Regions from separate parts of the Homo sapiens genome. Here all the other regions are linked to region 1. Evidence: read pairs that join two places in POLR2A ChIA-PET (ENCODE). Cell type or tissue: K562. All regions are shown on one strand.

Evidence for each region. ChIA-PET counts read pairs that join two places held together with the same protein. Peaks named below come from ENCODE experiments on the same cell type or tissue, not always from the same donor. Only the 100,000 strongest peaks of a DNase experiment are listed, where the experiment ranks them.
Region 2: POLR2A ChIA-PET joins it to region 1 with 5 read pairs; 2 of 35 experiments call an interaction of 5 or more read pairs at or near these places.
Region 3: POLR2A ChIA-PET joins it to region 1 with 5 read pairs; 1 of 35 experiments calls an interaction of 5 or more read pairs at or near these places.

The regions. Positions count from the first base shown.
Region 1 is chr9:128,334,200-128,336,699 of GRCh38, forward strand. No RefSeq gene overlaps it. Among named protein-coding and RNA genes, the nearest start is that of TRR-TCT3-1, 4.7 kb to the right of the region's middle. In K562, no CTCF peak of the experiment used is centred here; a DNase peak (open chromatin) is centred at 1,417.
Region 2 is chr9:128,673,912-128,676,411 of GRCh38, forward strand. It overlaps a transcript of DYNC2I2 not described here. Among named protein-coding and RNA genes, the nearest start is that of SET, 14 kb to the right of the region's middle. In K562, no CTCF peak of the experiment used is centred here; no DNase peak of the experiment used is centred here.
Region 3 is chr9:129,751,699-129,754,198 of GRCh38, forward strand. It overlaps PTGES (prostaglandin E synthase), which reads right to left and starts at 1,344. Exons shown (of 3, transcript NM_004878.5): 1 at 1,189-1,344. The coding sequence starts at 1,314. In K562, no CTCF peak of the experiment used is centred here; a DNase peak (open chromatin) is centred at 1,413; H3K27me3 peaks cover 2,500 bases.

The sequences.
Region 1 (2,500 bases):
CCTCTGGCCGAAGTTGGGTGGACATGGATTCAAATTCCCAGCTCCTCCCTGTTTTTTTTTGTTTTGTTTTTTTGTTTTTTGTTTTTGTTTTGAGATGGAGTCTCGCTCTGTCGCCAGGCTGGAGTGCAATGGCGAGATCTCGGCTCATTGCAACCTCCACCTCCCAGGTTCAAATGATTCTCCTGCTTCAGCCTCCTGAATAGCTGGGACTTCAAGTGCGTGCCACCACACTCAGCTAATTTTTGTATTTTTAGAGACGGGTTTTCACCATGTTGGCCAGGATGGTCTCGATCTCTTGACCTCGTGGTCCGCCCATCTCGGCCTCCCAAAGTGCTGGGATTATAGGCATGAGCCACCGCGCCCAGCCAACTCCTCCCTGTTTTCCAGCAGAGGACTTAGGGCAAGTCCCTTCCCCTCTCTGAGTCCCCATTTCATCATCAGGAAAAGTGGAATCCTAAGGCACTCATCCCCTAGGACTATTGTGGGGGTTTCTGAGGGGACATTCAGAAGGCGGACTTCAGAAAAAGGGCCCAAGGAGCAGGAGGTGGGGTTTTTTATTGTTGTTGTTTGAGACAAGCTCTTGCCCCGTCATGTAGGCTGGAGTGCATGGCATAATCTTGGCTCACTGCACCCTCAACTTCCTGGGCCCAAGCAGTCTTCATCTCAACCTCCCCAGTAGCTGAGGCCACAGGTACACACCACCATGCCCAACTAATTTTTTTTAATTTATATTTATTTATTTTTGAGACAGGGTCTCACTCTTTTTGCCCAGGCTGGAGTGCAGTGGCACGATCTCGGCTCACTGCAACCTCTGCGTCCCAAGTTCAAGCAAGTCTCCCATCTCAGCCTCCCCAGGAGCTGGGACTACAGGCGCATGCCATCATGCCCAGCTAATTTTTGTATTTTTTGGTAGAGATGGAGTTTCACCATGTTGGCCAGGCTGGTCTTGAACACCTGACCTCAGGCGATCCAGCCACCTCGGCCTCCCGAAGTGCTGGGATTACAGGCGTGAGCCACCACGACTGGCCGCCCAACTAATTTTAATTTTTTGTAGAGATGAGGTCTCTATGTTGCACAGGCTGCTTGAACTCCTGGGCTCAAGTGATCCTCCCACCCTTGGCCTTCCAAATAATCCAGATGTGAACCACTGTTTCCAACCAATCAGGAGCTGTTTTATTCTTACTGTGTTCATAAGCACAAAAAGCTGCAGTTCATTTTGGAGTGGCAAAAAGGCATTTTCCTTGGGTAAGAGCCAAGGAACAAGGACCGGCTGGATGAAAGGTATTAGAAGAGTGGGTGGCCCTGGCTTGGGTTTAGAACCAGAAAAGCCCCAAGATGGAAGAGGCTTTAGCATTTTTCAGGCCAATTCCTCATTGCGTGAATAGATGATTGATGGCCCAGAGGCAGGCAGAGAATTGCCTGGAGTAACTAAAACACAGGCCACAGGCCCCCTGGTATGTTTACCAGTGCCTCAGTTTCCCTATCTATAATCAGTTTCTAACTGTACTATATGTCAGGCAGTACTAAGCACTTGAGATGCATTATCGCACTGACACCTCAAGGTCACCACCCAAGGAGGGAGATGGTATTTTGCTTGTGTTTTACTAACGAGGCAGTAGGAATAGAGCTGGGGTTGGAACCACGGGTTGTCTGAAGACCTGCTCAGCACTGCCATACCAGGGCCCCAGCCTTCCCTGTGCGCACCACGTCTGGTTCAGGGATCCCAATAGCAGAGGAAGGGCAGGGGAGGCTGGAGGCCCACCTCAGAACCATGGACTTTTCAGGAGGGAAACCTTGTTCTGAGCTCCTTGAATCTGCGGGAAAAGGAGGCCATGCTAGTGAGTCCCCATACCTCACCAGTCTCTGCAGACCTGCCAGCTGTTTCTGCAGCTTCCCAGGGTCCCAGGCACCCCCACTGCAGCTCACTAAAGTCAACAGTGCCAGGGTGGCAGCGGAGGTCAGACAGATGGCCTTCACTGCCCAGCTGAGCAGCTCACCTGCTCTAGGCAGGCAGTGCCTGGACAACCCTGGGCCTTTGTAGCACTTGTGAGATGGACACAAAGCATCAGGCTTAGCTGGGAATGGAGTCTGGTCTCCTGAGTATAGGGTGGCATTTGTGTTACCAGCTCATGATTGGAGAAAAATCAAACTGGCTATAGGTAATCACTGGTGAGGCCCTACCAACTTCTGCCTAGAAACGTCTATTCTCCCATCTCAGTAAACCATGCTTGCCTTCATCCTGCTCCCTGAACACACCAGGCTTCTTCCTGCCTTTGGGAACAGCACCGTGTCCCCAGGTTGTTACATGGTGAGCTCCTTGTCATTCACATCTCTGCTCAAATGTCACAGCAGAGATGTCTTCCTGGGCTTCCTGCCATCTAAAGCAGTCCCTAGTCCCCCTCTGCCTCTCTCCATGCTATCATCTTCTGTTTATTATTATTTATTTTTTGAGATGGGGTCTCATTCTGTCACCCAGGCTGGAGTGCAGTGCCACTATGAC
Region 2 (2,500 bases), 340 kb after region 1:
AATTCTCCTGCCTCACCCTCCCGAGTAACTGGGATTACAGGATGCGCCACCACACCTGGCTAATTTTTGTATTTTGAGTAGAGACTGGGTTTCTTCATGTTGGTCAGGCTGGTCTCTAACTCCCAACCTCAGGTGATCCACCCACCTCACCCTCCCAAAGTGCTGGGATTACAGGCACGAGCCACCACACCTGATCATCGCTAGCTAATTTTTTTTGTTTTGTGTGTGTGTGTCTTGTTTTTGAGATGGAGTCTCGCTCTGTTGCCCAGGCTAGAGTGCAGTGGCGTAATCTCGGCTCACTGCAAGCTCCAACTCCTGGGTTTATACCATCTACTGTCTCAGCCTCCCGAGTCACTGGGACTACAGGCGCCCGCCACCACACCCGGCTAATTTTTTGTATTTTTGGTAGAGATGGGGTTTCACCGTGTTAGCCAGGATGGTCTCAATTTCCTGACCTCGTGATCCGCCTGCCTTGGCTTCTCAAAGTGCTGGGATTACAGGCATGAGCCACCATGCCTGGCCGTCTCTAGCTAATTTAAAAAAAAATTTTGGCCTGGCGTGGTGGCTCACGCCTGTAATCCCAGCACTTTGGGAGGCCAAGGACGGTGGATCACAAGGTAAGGAGTTCGAGACCAGCCTGGCCAATATGGTGACACCCTTGTCTGTACTAAAAATACAAAAATTAGCTGGGCATGGTGGCACGCACCTGTAATCTCAGCTACTTGGGAGGCTGAGGCAGGAGAATCGCGTGAACCCAGGAGATGGAGGTTGCAGTGAGCAGAGATTGCACCACTGCACTCCAGCCTGAGAGAGAGATCGAGACTCCGTCTCAAAAAAAATAAAAAATGTCTAGACATGGAGTTTAGCCATGTCGTGCGGCTGGTCTCAAACTCCTGGACTCAAGTGATCTGCCCGTCTCAGCCTCCTAACGTGCTGTGATTCAGGCGTGAGCCACCACGCCCAGCCAATGATAACTTTTTAAGGAATACTCAGGAGCCAGAGCTCAGTGTGAGGGGCAAGGAAAGAGAAATGTCTGTGGTAGAGAAACTCTACCGGGAGATTCCTGAGGCCCCGTCAGAGCTGATCTCCCGGGGGTCTCAGAGACCAGCCTTGCTTCACTGTCAGCCTTCCTGAGCGGTCTGTTTTCATTACACTAAGGCTATGTTGGTATAGGGGAGCCAGAAAGACAGGGGTTGGAATCTTGACTCCTCTACTCCTTGCCCTTTGATTTTAGGGCAAGTTATGCCTTTGAGTCTTTATTTATTTTTTATTTATTTATTTTAGAGGCAGGGTATTGCTGTGTCAACCCAGGGTGGAGTGCAGTGGCGCGATCTCAGCTCATTGCAACCTCCGCCTCCTGGGTTCCAGCGATTCTCCTGCTGCAGCCTCCCAACTAGCTGGGATTACAGGCATGCACCACCATGCCCAGCCAATTTTGTATTTTTAGTAGAGATGAGGTTTCACCATGTTGGCCAGGCTAGTCTAGTCTAACTCCTGACCTCAGGTGATCTGCCCACCTCAGCTTCCCAAAGTGCTGGGATTATAGGCATGAGCCACCGAGCCTGGCGGAGCCTTGATTCTTCATTTGGTTTGGTTCTCCCAACTGTAAAATAAGGGCATAATACTATCCTATAAAGATGGATGGGAGGATTCAAAAGGGTAATGCTTAGTCAGCGCCACATGTAGGTCCAGCTGATGCTCAATAAATGGTAGCTATCTACAGCCATCCCAAGCGGACAGGTGAACAGATAAAGAAACAATACAATGTTTTGGAAACTTCTGGTTCCCAGAGGGAGCCTGGCCTTGGGGTTATGGAACATCTGGTACTCCCTGAGCCTGTCAACTTTTGGGTGGAGTGGAGGGACACCTTTTGCTTTGCCCCCAGCTGCCCTGTAGCTCCATTCTAGAACTGGGAAGAGTTGCCACAGTTGCCTAGTAACGCCCCTGGGAGTCCAGGAAGCTCAAATTTTAGAAGCTGGAGAGGAAAGGAAAGGTGGGCCAGGTCCAGCTACCCTGGAGGCTGAAGCAGGAGGATCACTTGAGTCTAGGAGTTCAAGACCAGCATGGGTAATATAGCAAGACCCTGTCTCTACAAAAAATACAAAAATTAGCTGATTTGCTGGGGCACACCTGTCGTCCTAGCTACTCAGGAGGCTGAGGAGGGAGGATCACTTAGAGCCTGGGAGGTGGAGGCTGCAGTAAGCTATGATCACACCACTGCATTCCAGCCTGGATGATAAACCAAGACCCTGTCTCAATTTAAAAATAAAGAAAAAATATTAAAAAACACACAAACAGGCCAGGCACAGTGGCTCACGCCTGTAATTCCAGCACTTGGGAGGCCAAGGTGGGTGGATCATCTGTGGTCAGGAGTTCAAGATCAACCTGGCCAACATGATGAAACCCCATCTCTACTAAAAATACAAAAAGTAGCCGGGCATGATAGTGGGTACCTGTAATCTCAGCTACTCGGGAGGCTGAGGCAGGAGAATCACTTGAA
Region 3 (2,500 bases), 1.4 Mb after region 1:
CAGGATGTGGGCTCTGAAGCTGGACACTGGAGTTCAAACCGGGCTGTGTGACCTTCATAAGTGATGTCTCCTCTCTGAGCCCAGGTTCCTCACCTAGAAAACAGGATGACTATGGCGCCTCCCCTGCCCTCAGGGCTGTGGCGGGGATCTCATGCTCAGCTCCGGGCCACATTCGGTCCTCTGGGAAGGATTCAATGAGTGAATGCAGCTGTTCTACTTGATGCCCGGATCCCATATCCCAGGACCAGCCAAGGCAGGGAGAAGTCAGAAGCTATCAGTGTGCTGTAGCCTCCGGGCATCCTATCACTTGGGCAGCTGCCCTGCCTTTAATCCTGCCTGTACCTGCAGCAGGGCCTGAGCCTGGCTTGTGGCCAAGATCCTCACTCCCCAGGATCCACCCGCATGCAGTGCCAGAGCCAGCCTTGCCTCACCTCGCCTTTGAACTGGACACAGGGGAAGACAGAGACAGTTTCAGGAAATGATTGCTTTATTAAAATACCTGGGGAGGAAGTAACAGGTGCCTGGGGTCTTTCTGCATTCTGCCGCCAGGACAGCCGACAAGCTCAGCCTATGACTTTGCAGACTCGCCAACCAGTGTGACGGACGCTACTGGAACTTGCCCCGGCCCAGCTCTGGGACTCGTTAATGTTGTTTTGGTTCAGGGGCTCGGATTAGTGGGGAAATTCCTCGCTGAGCACCCCGACGGTGCCCGGCTGGGAGCTGGCCTTTGGAGGCTACAGTGGGCTTGTTAGTGACATTTGCCAGGAGTTGGGAATTTCCACTTAAACGTTTCTCGGACTCCTGTTTTGCCGGTTCCCACTCCACCCAGATATCAGACCTCCCGTGCCGGGAAGCCACCAGGTTAGACAGAGGCTTTGTGCTGTCACGCTCCCACACTCCACCCTCCAGAACCTGCTTCTCTCACAGACACTCGCTGGCTCTCTCCATGCCAAGAACTCAGCCCGGTGGCACGGCAAGCGAGTAAGTGCTCTTAAGCCAGAGAGGAGAAGGTGCAGGCCTTGCTGACACGTGGGACTGGCAGGAAGCCCCCCGGCGGGGCTGGAAGAGGTGCTCACCTCCCAGCCCTGCACACACCTTGGCCATGTTTCCCTATCCCGGGGCTTTCCTGACAGGACGTGGAGAGAAGCAAGTATGACCCAGGCCGGGGACCCCCAGGGAGGCACATACCTTCTTCCGCAGCCTCACTTGGCCCGTGATGATGGCCACCACGTACATCTTGATGACCAGCAGCGTGCTGCAGAGCAGGAAGGCCGGGAGGGCCGGGCTGCTCATCACCAGGCTGTGGGCAGGCATCTCTGGCCAGCGCAGCTCAACTGTGGGTGTGATCAGCTCGACAGAGGAGCAGCCTGCAGGGAAAGCACAAAGTGGGAGGGGAGAGCCTTCCTGCAGCCAGCACCGCCCACGCCCCGCCCCACGGCAGCGGCAGCAGGGCCCCCTTCTCCTGTGAAGAGAAAGACAAGCAGTTGCCGGAGCTCCAAGAAGCAGAGAGTCTCCGGGTGTCCCGGACCCAGTCCCTGGCTCTGGAGCCCTCCTTCCAGGCAAATCCTCAAACACTTTCAAATCTGTTTCAAAGCTGTTTCCTTATCTACAGTGTGGGAGCATGTGGTGGTGCCTGCCTTCTAGGGAATGATGAGGCTGGGCACCTGGCAGGACCTCTGCACGTGGTGATTATCGCTGCCTCCTGCCCACCTCCGCAGGGTCAGGGTAGGTGGTGGGCATGAGAACCACGCCATGCGCCCCCACACTCAGCCTGGACAATGGAGCTGCAGCCACAATGGCATGACTTTGCCATCTGTGGCAGGCTGAAGGACGCCCTCCACCCCTAAAGACATCCATGTCCCAATCCCTAGAACCCGTGACTGTGACTATGTGGCAAAAGGGACTTTTCACATGGGATTTCGTAAGGATTTGAGATGGGAGAAATTATCCTAGTTTATCTGGGTGAGCCCAGAGTATACAGAGGGGCCCTTCCAAGAGGGAGGCAGTAAAATTAGAGAAAAGATATAAAAACAGAGGCAGCATTAAGAGAGGAGATGAAAGGACAGAATAGGGGTCAGACAGGAGAGACGCTAACCTGCTGGCCTTGAAGATGAAGGAGAGATCATGGCCCAAGGAATACCAGGGGCCTCTAGAAACTGGAAAAGGGGACGAAACAAACTCTCTGCGTTCAGACAGAACGCAGCCCTCCCGACACTTTGATTTTAGCCCTGTGAGACCCATTTCAGGCTTCATCCACCAGAACTGTCAGAGAATGAAGCTGTGTTGTTTTAAGCCACTAAGTCTGTGGTAATTTGCTATAGCAGGGATGGGGAACCAGCACGTGGCTCCACTGACTTCCTGAGCATCACTTGACTATCCTGGAACTCTTTCCCCAGTCAAATGCTTTGATTCTTCATCACAAGATCTCCCCGAAAGACCTATCAACTGACTCTTCAGTAGAAAGCATCACCAGGCCGGGCGCGGTGGCTCACACCTGTAA